3 separate regions of the Homo sapiens genome follow, and regions 1 and 2 are each linked to region 3. Evidence: read pairs that join two places in POLR2A ChIA-PET (ENCODE). Cell type or tissue: MCF 10A. All regions are shown on one strand. Region 1 overlaps TEAD1 (TEA domain transcription factor 1). Region 2 overlaps TEAD1 (TEA domain transcription factor 1). Region 3 overlaps TEAD1 (TEA domain transcription factor 1).

Region 1 (2,500 bases), 160 kb after region 3:
CTTTTCCACACTTACCCGTTCATATGAAATAGTCTGGGAAGGTCTCTTTTAAAATGTATCGTGACCTCTCCTATAAACCTCAAGGTTACATATGTTAAAGAAATGTAGTCGGCTTTCCTCATGTGCCGAATTCTGAATCAAGCTTACCCAAACCCCCAAATCATTTCCACAGAGCAGAGGAAAAAAACAAAACAAAACAAAACAAAACAGGCAAATGTGAATCATGGGAACCTATTATAATGATATATAGCTTGTCATAACACATTATAATATTACAGCAAATGTATTTAACTCACTGAACGTTCTCAGGGGGCTCTTAGCTCCCTTTAAAAGTGTTCTCCAAATCTCTGCAGCAAGATGGAGCTGCCTAGTCCACCTCACTTTTGACCAAACCACCGTTACGAGAATACCTATTGAAAACCCTTACACTGTTGCTGTTTCCCTGGGCTTAAAAGTATGTTTGGTTTTGTCAGTACCTGGAAACAGGAAGTTGAGATTTGAGGAGAAATCTTTGGCAGTTGTGCACTAAGCTTGCGGGAGTTAGGAGTCTGTTGCCACGGAAACCACACTGCTGCCTCATTTATTAATGGAGGCTTGGTGAACTTCCGGAGATACTCTTAGCCTGTCCTGTAAATTCATTCTAGAGAAATGCAGGGTGACTTTTAAGAGATTTCTCTGTCGTTTCTCAAGCATTCTCTCCTGGGTCTTCATGAGCTCCAGAAAATTGCTTGTATGCAGGTTCAGAACCACTGATTTTTATCTGGCAAGCATGTCTGAAGGCCGTTTCCTTTTTTTCATGCTTAAATCGTGTTTATGCCTGCCTGCCTTGTCCAATAAGTGAATTTTTTTTTATTATGCTGCCTTTAAGAATTACATGGATTTCAAATGAAGGAAGAAGGAATACAAAAATGAACTAAGTAAATATATTGAAAACCTTCTGACACTAACTTTAAGAGAGTTATAAGCATCAAAGCCTTTTCTAACTTTTAAAATTCTAAACTTAAAAAATCTAAAATGAATGGTTTATTTCTTCTAATTCCAGTGAGATACTTTAAGAACATTTGTCTGAGACATTTTCAAATTTTGTTCTAATTTCACTAAACTAACTCTATTCTGCTAGGCAGAGTAACAGCATTGGAAGTTGCTTCCAGGAAAAAAAAAATTTTTTTTCTAGCTAATTGTTTATCTGGGAGGATGCAAATGGTGGTTTTAAGTCCTTTAAGTCATCCATCATGCCTGGCAGCCTCTATTGTCTCATTGTTGGATTTGAGCCAAGTCAGGCCCTTTCTTGGTCTTGGGAGGGTGCACATAGATCTTGCTCTGCCAAATCTGTGTTCACAAGGAGTCCGAGCCCAGCTCTAAGGGTAGGTAATGTTGTCAGATCTATAGATCCCCTCAGATTGGAAAAGATCATGCATCCTCGTTCCTTATGTCACACTAAAGTAGAAAGTAGCACTCTATTCAAAGTAGAAGTGACAGGACTTGTTCCCTCAGTTCTTCCAGTGTCTACGAATTACTGTTAGTTTTTAAACGCATTTTTGTGGATGTAATAAAATACTGTTTATAGTCAGCTACGAAGTAAGTAATTACAATGCGGGAAATGAAATTCAATATAGCTTTGTTGTGGTTTTTTGAATTTTAATTAAACCAGTCTTAGAGTAAATTATAAATGCTGCTGCTTTTGTTGTGACAAGTGACATTGACAAAATATTAATCTAATGGATTGTTATTCACAAAAGCTAAATCTTTTCAAATCTGCAGGGTTTGGTTGTTTATTTTGTTTTACTTTTCAGTTTGTGTTTTAAAAAGTCTAGAGAAAAGAATAAAGTTTTAAAACCACATGAAATAACTCCATGTATGGAATATTTCATTGTTGATGTCTTGCCAGCCATAATTGCATGCATCTCATTTATGGCGCTGAAAACTTGTTCTTTTTAAAAATCAGATGTTTCTGTGGTCACTTTTTTGTTATTAAAACTGGAGCCGGGTTAAATAACCAACCATTGACCACGAAGCCTAATATTAAAGGAATAATCAGCCCATGTTCCTATTAGATCATTTCCGTTTTCTTTTACTTTATAAATTACCTTGTTGCTTAAAAATGACATTTTGTTGGTTGTGAAGTCCTCTTATAGCTAAATTATTCAAGTTATTTTCTTTGGAGATTCTTTTAACTTGAATTTATATAAACTGTAAAGAATGTACATTAAATATTCAGAAACTTTTCTTTATGCCAGTTTCTTATTTTCACCCATCATGACTTAAAGCTTTTTTTTGTTTTAGCATTTTAATGTTTAAATAAATGTAAATAATTTAGTTACAAGGTCTTTATGGTAGTGCCGCCATTGTTTTTAAGAAGACAAATTTTAATCCAAGGTTAAAAACTTCACATTTGCTTATCTCTTTTTCCTCTTAAGAACTAAGAGTCCAGAGATTAGAGTAAAATCACCTTTTCCTCATAGTTTTTTCTTTCAACGTGTTAGAAATTCCTGTTTGAAAA
Region 2 (2,500 bases), 90 kb after region 3:
TGGTCCCTGCCCTCATGGAGCTATCTCAAGTTCATTTGCAGGAAACTGACCTGAGGTCAGGACTGTGTGCCAAAGCTTTCTGAGAAGTTTGAGAGCCCTTTGAAGATGGTCACCTTCCACTTAGCCTTTTGAAGCCTATTCTTGGCTACCAAGGTCGAGGGCACCTGGCCTGTTGCTGGCAGGAAGAAATCATCTCAAATAACATAGCGGAGAGGATCCCAGATCACAAGCCTGGCCTCGGTAGTGGCCAGGAGGATGTCTGGAAGATTCTAGTGCCCTAGGATCCTATAAGCAGTCTGGGCAGAGCTGTTGCTTCCAGACATCTTCCTGGCCACTATTGACTTTCTCCTTTTGCAAGCAGATGTCTTCAGGATCCTTGCTTAGGTCAGCTCCAAGGAAGGACCCTTTCTTACTGGGATACCAGGACTACTGGTCAGCCCCAGAGACCTGAATTGTGAGGACCAGCGAAGATGAGGGGGAGGGTGTCTCTAGTCAGTCCTCCCCCGCTGCTGACCTGTGCCCTGCCCACCAGGACAGCATAGGACTTAGGATTGCATCTTTCTTTACTTCATAGGAGCAGAAGTCAGAAGAGGAAAGAGGGCTTTTTAAATGAGGTAGTGGCAGAACTGACAAGGGGGTATCAGAATGAGAGTGCACACAAGTAAGTGGGAGTATGTATTGATTAGTCAGTACAGCAAAGAGACTGAAACCTGTGGTCGCTACACTCCTCTGGATGCAGAGGACTGGTCAAAAAATTGCAGAATCATCCTTTTATAAGATAGTATGTTCTCATAACAGCTCTTTGAGGATCAGGGAGGTAGGCTTTGTCAGTGGAGGCCCCAGAGCCCTGGTGTGGAAATGGCCATAGACTCCCAGCCCTGGAGGGTCTCCAGGCCTTGGCAAAGTGTTCTTCTCGGAGCTCCATATGAACATCATGTGGCATCTTTGATTTCCTCTTTCGGACCTCTGATTCAGGGTGTTATTTCAAGTTAATTGGTTAGAAGCGTGAAACAAACAGCTATGTGGTAGAACAGGCTAGAAGCTCCCAAAGCCGGGACCCCACCGATCACAGGATGTATTTCAAGGCCTGGAATATAGAAGGTGTCAGTAATGTTTGCTGAATAAATGCTTATGGGAGATGAATTATGGTTCAAACAGAGAACGTAGGTGATTAAGCCTGTAAGCCCTGAGGGCCTCTCCTGTGGGAGGAAGTGGCTAGAAAAAAAGAAGGAAAAAAAGAGGAAGATGTTTATTTAATGATCTTAGATTGAGAAAGAAGAAGCCCTATTTTTTATGTTGGCAAATGTTAGTTGAAGAGATAGAAAAGATTTCTGCACAAAATATGGACAATAGCAGAGCAAGGGTTAATTCTGGAATGCTCAGAACAGATGAGTAATGGGGAATTTTTGAAATAGTTTGGTTCCTGTGAGAATAGCAGGGCCAGCGTCATCAGCATTTTGATTGGGAAGCTTAATGTGTGGGGGGTATGCAAAAGTGTATGCACAAGGTGTGAGCTCATGTGCAATCCGGGTACAAAGTAGCTAATTAAAGATGGCTCAAGAATTGGTCATAAGGGAGGTAGAAGGAAAAGAACATGAAAGTATTACCAAGTTATGCTTTCCAACAGCTTTTCTGTGGCAGTGGATGAGCCCTGGGATTCAGGAAGATGTGGATTCATAAATCATTTATTGAGGGCCTGCACTGTGCTTTGAATGTGATGGGGACAACAGACATAAAATAACTTAAAAAGCTGACCTGTGTGAGCAGTTAACATACCAGGCACTTTCCCATTGCTATAGGATGTGCGATCTTGATTATTCCTCAAAAACAACCCAATAATATAGGTACTGTAATTATGCCCATTTTGCTGCTGAGGAAAGTGAGGTCCAGCAAGGTCAAGTTATTTGCTTGAGGTCACATAGTAAATAAGCTGTGGAGCTGACATTTACAACCAAGCCAGTCAATACAAATGACTCCAATATTGATATGGAAGGAAGTATATTCTGTACTAGAGATATACCTGGTTTAGTAGTGGAGCAGCACAAAGTGTGATCATTTATGATTGGGGAATTGACTTGTATATGTTTGAGAATGAAAGAGAGCATGAGACAGACAGACTTAGCTAACTTTGAACTTTGGGAAAAAGATCATGTAGCGGTTTTTAAACTTATTTTGGATTATAGATTATTTTGGATTTCCACCCCTTGGAGAATCTGTGGAAAGCTATGGACCCTTTCCCCCAGAAAAATCACATATTTGTATGTAGTTTTAGGACTGTTGCATGTAACTTCAGGCAAGTTCTGGAGCACAGGTTCAGACTTGCCCCATTGGGGAAAAGGAGAAGGGAAGGGCATTCTGGCTGAAGGAACATGTGATAAAGGCATGGAGGCCTGGAAGGGCACAGCCCTGATGTGCTTAGAAATGAAAATATCTCCTGGGGGAGGGGTACAGGAGCCAGCATTGTGTCGTTGCGGGTCCGAGTGCCATGCCAAGGTGCCTG
Region 3 (2,500 bases):
CGTTTCCTCTTCTTGATTGGATAATGGTAGTAGTGGTGGTGGTGGTGGGGAGTAGGGGGAAGGTCCTCGTAAAAACCTATCTTTTTTCTACCTTTGTGGCAGGCCAAGGGAAGGGTGTGTTACATGCACTACACCCACCCCGCCTTGTTTAAAACTGGTCTTTACTATCCTAATGCAATGCTTTCTATCCTTTTTCGTGATTCACATTTGTTTTGAAGGCTCTGTCCTAGGATTTCATTAGCAGTTTTAATTTGCAGGCATGGGACCCTGGAAAATGGGCTTAAAAGAAAAAGCTGGCTTATTGATGAACAAGTTAAGCATCCGTCATCTCTAATGGGAAATTCTGGTTGCTTTTAGGCATCTGACAGGTTTAGATGTATGTGTAAAGTGACTGAAACACTCTTGACTGGGAATATACAACACTGTTGTTCTTACTGATACATAAACTGAAAAACTGCTGCTAATGGTGGGAAATGTTAATTATGTGAGAACATATTGAACTTATATTCTCTGGCATGAACTTTTTTAAAAAAATGCATCAACTGTGCTGCTTTTTTTTTTAATAGGCACAGCTTTCTAATTATCATAATTCAGTTCAGCTCTGCTCTTGGATGGTGTTCAAGTGCAATCTCAATTTAACTTGAAAGGGGATTTTTTTTTTTAAACTTGGAATGTTTAAGAAAATTTGAAAAGTTCATCCAAGAATGTTGTCTGCTTAGGTGTGAGTAAATCTAGGGGAATGAAATGAGTGCCTTTCTGTAATAATTCAATAGATCCGAATATTAAGAAAGAGACTGTTTTTTTGCTTTGCTCTGTATCCAAGCATTTTTGTATAACCTGATGCTACACACTGCTGAGTTCTCTTTGAAAACCAGTGTTTTTCTAATAGATAGTAAACTAAATAAATGAATATTTTATTACCATCTGCAAAAATGGGAGTCTTCTAAGAGAGAAATACGCAATTGTTATGAATGTATTTGACAGAAATCATTGTTAATCTTTTATACCAACCAAGCCTTTAGAAGGTAATTGCTTTATCTGTTCCTTCTTTACTCTGTGACTTGATGGCATTTTGTGAAGGGAGTCGTCTTTGACGGCTTTCATCCCAGTGTCTGTATCCCTTAATTTTTCTTTGACTTTAATAGCTTTTCAAAGAAAAAAACTAAATGAAGCCCAAGCGCCTAATCCTCCAGGAATCAATTTTAATTGTAAGAAAGAACAACTTAGATGGGCCTTCCGACTTTCGTCCAGCCTGACTCCTTCTGCTGAGATGCGGAGAGCCCGCGGAAACCAAATGACTTCATTTGCTCTGGCACTTAAGAACCGAATTCACTTCCGTGGTGGTGAAATAAAAGGAGCCAAGTGTTTTAAATAGCCACTCCCCGAGGCCCGCCCGCCCGAGCCTGTTGAGAAAAGCGCATTGTCTGCTTGCAGCTCTAGCTGGGAGCCTGCCTGGCTCGCCCTCCCCCACTGGGCAGCTCCATTTCTGAAGTTGACATCTGGTTTTCTCTCTGTTCACCTGATCTATCCCCGTACACGTGCTCACATGCAGACTGCATGCATGCATTCTGCAGGTAACAGGGATTTGTGACATTAAGTGTGTGTGTGTTTCAAATCCCTACTGGGATAGGGGGAGGAACAAAGCTAATGGCACAAAATAAAATGTAAACACAGTAGCTGCCCCACATGCCGCCGCTGCTGGGTTTCTGTCTGATGGTGCTTTCTGGGTAGGCGTGCCTATTGTTATGGCAGCAACAGGCGGCAGAACTTGGGGCACCATATGGCGGATGTGGGCCTCAGATAAGCTGTCTGGTAATTTAGCTTATCAATAGCATTTTGATATGCTTCATTTTCAGATCACCCATTACTGTGGCTGGGGGTGTCTTGGGGGCTAACTGATTCTGAAACCATTGTGAGCCGATGCTTCCTTTGGTGGAATCTCTTTCAATCCTTTCTCCCTGGCTGCCTTTTCATCTCAAAGCCTTTGAGAGACAATGCTGGTTAGAGTTAGAGCTCCATTAGCTGAAGGAACCATCAGCCCCATCTTGAAATCCTGGGCACTTAGAAGACCTTGTCATGTATTGTCATTGAGAGAAAAACAGAAAACAGATACTTAATAGCATTTCATATTGTCTGAGCCGAGAAATTCTCTTAATTCAAAGTTGCTTTTGCTTTAAATATTGAAGGAGTAAGTTTGATACTGTTTTTAAATTTTGATGAAAGGTTTCTAGTTTTGTTATGCATTCAGAATACCTCCCTCATTTCCTTTCATCTTTAAATTTTACCTTAGCCGTAAAATGCAAAAATTATTACCATTTATATAATTTGAAATCAGGGAATGTGCCATTTGTAATTTGGAGGCAAGAAGCAGCTTCCTTCATGCTTAGAACTTGTGAAAGTGGAAAATGCTTCCAGAACACCACTCAAGTGTCCAGTGAAGCTGAAGCAAAACTAAAATCTCCCCTACTGATGGATTGGTAGGGGAACTCTTGCCTCAGCT

What was found. ChIA-PET counts read pairs that join two places held together with the same protein. Peaks named below come from ENCODE experiments on the same cell type or tissue, not always from the same donor. Only the 100,000 strongest peaks of a DNase experiment are listed, where the experiment ranks them.
Region 1: POLR2A ChIA-PET joins it to region 3 with 44 read pairs; 3 of 35 experiments call an interaction of 5 or more read pairs at or near these places.
Region 2: POLR2A ChIA-PET joins it to region 3 with 64 read pairs; 8 of 35 experiments call an interaction of 5 or more read pairs at or near these places.

What each region holds. Positions count from the first base shown.
Region 1 is chr11:12,841,884-12,844,383 of GRCh38, forward strand. The region is part of intron 3 of TEAD1 (TEA domain transcription factor 1); the gene reads left to right. Among named protein-coding and RNA genes, the nearest start is that of TEAD1-AS1, 80 kb to the right of the region's middle. RefSeq lists an enhancer at 1,902-2,500. In MCF 10A, no CTCF peak of the experiment used is centred here; DNase peaks (open chromatin) are centred at 558 and 1,268.
Region 2 is chr11:12,768,758-12,771,257 of GRCh38, forward strand. The region is part of intron 3 of TEAD1 (TEA domain transcription factor 1); the gene reads left to right. Among named protein-coding and RNA genes, the nearest start is that of TEAD1, 96 kb to the left of the region's middle. In MCF 10A, no CTCF peak of the experiment used is centred here; DNase peaks (open chromatin) are centred at 1,454 and 2,474.
Region 3 is chr11:12,679,098-12,681,597 of GRCh38, forward strand. The region is part of intron 2 of TEAD1 (TEA domain transcription factor 1); the gene reads left to right. Among named protein-coding and RNA genes, the nearest start is that of TEAD1, 5.9 kb to the left of the region's middle. RefSeq lists enhancers at 1,098-1,657, 1,221-1,938, 1,625-1,919, 1,939-2,500. In MCF 10A, no CTCF peak of the experiment used is centred here; a DNase peak (open chromatin) is centred at 1,364.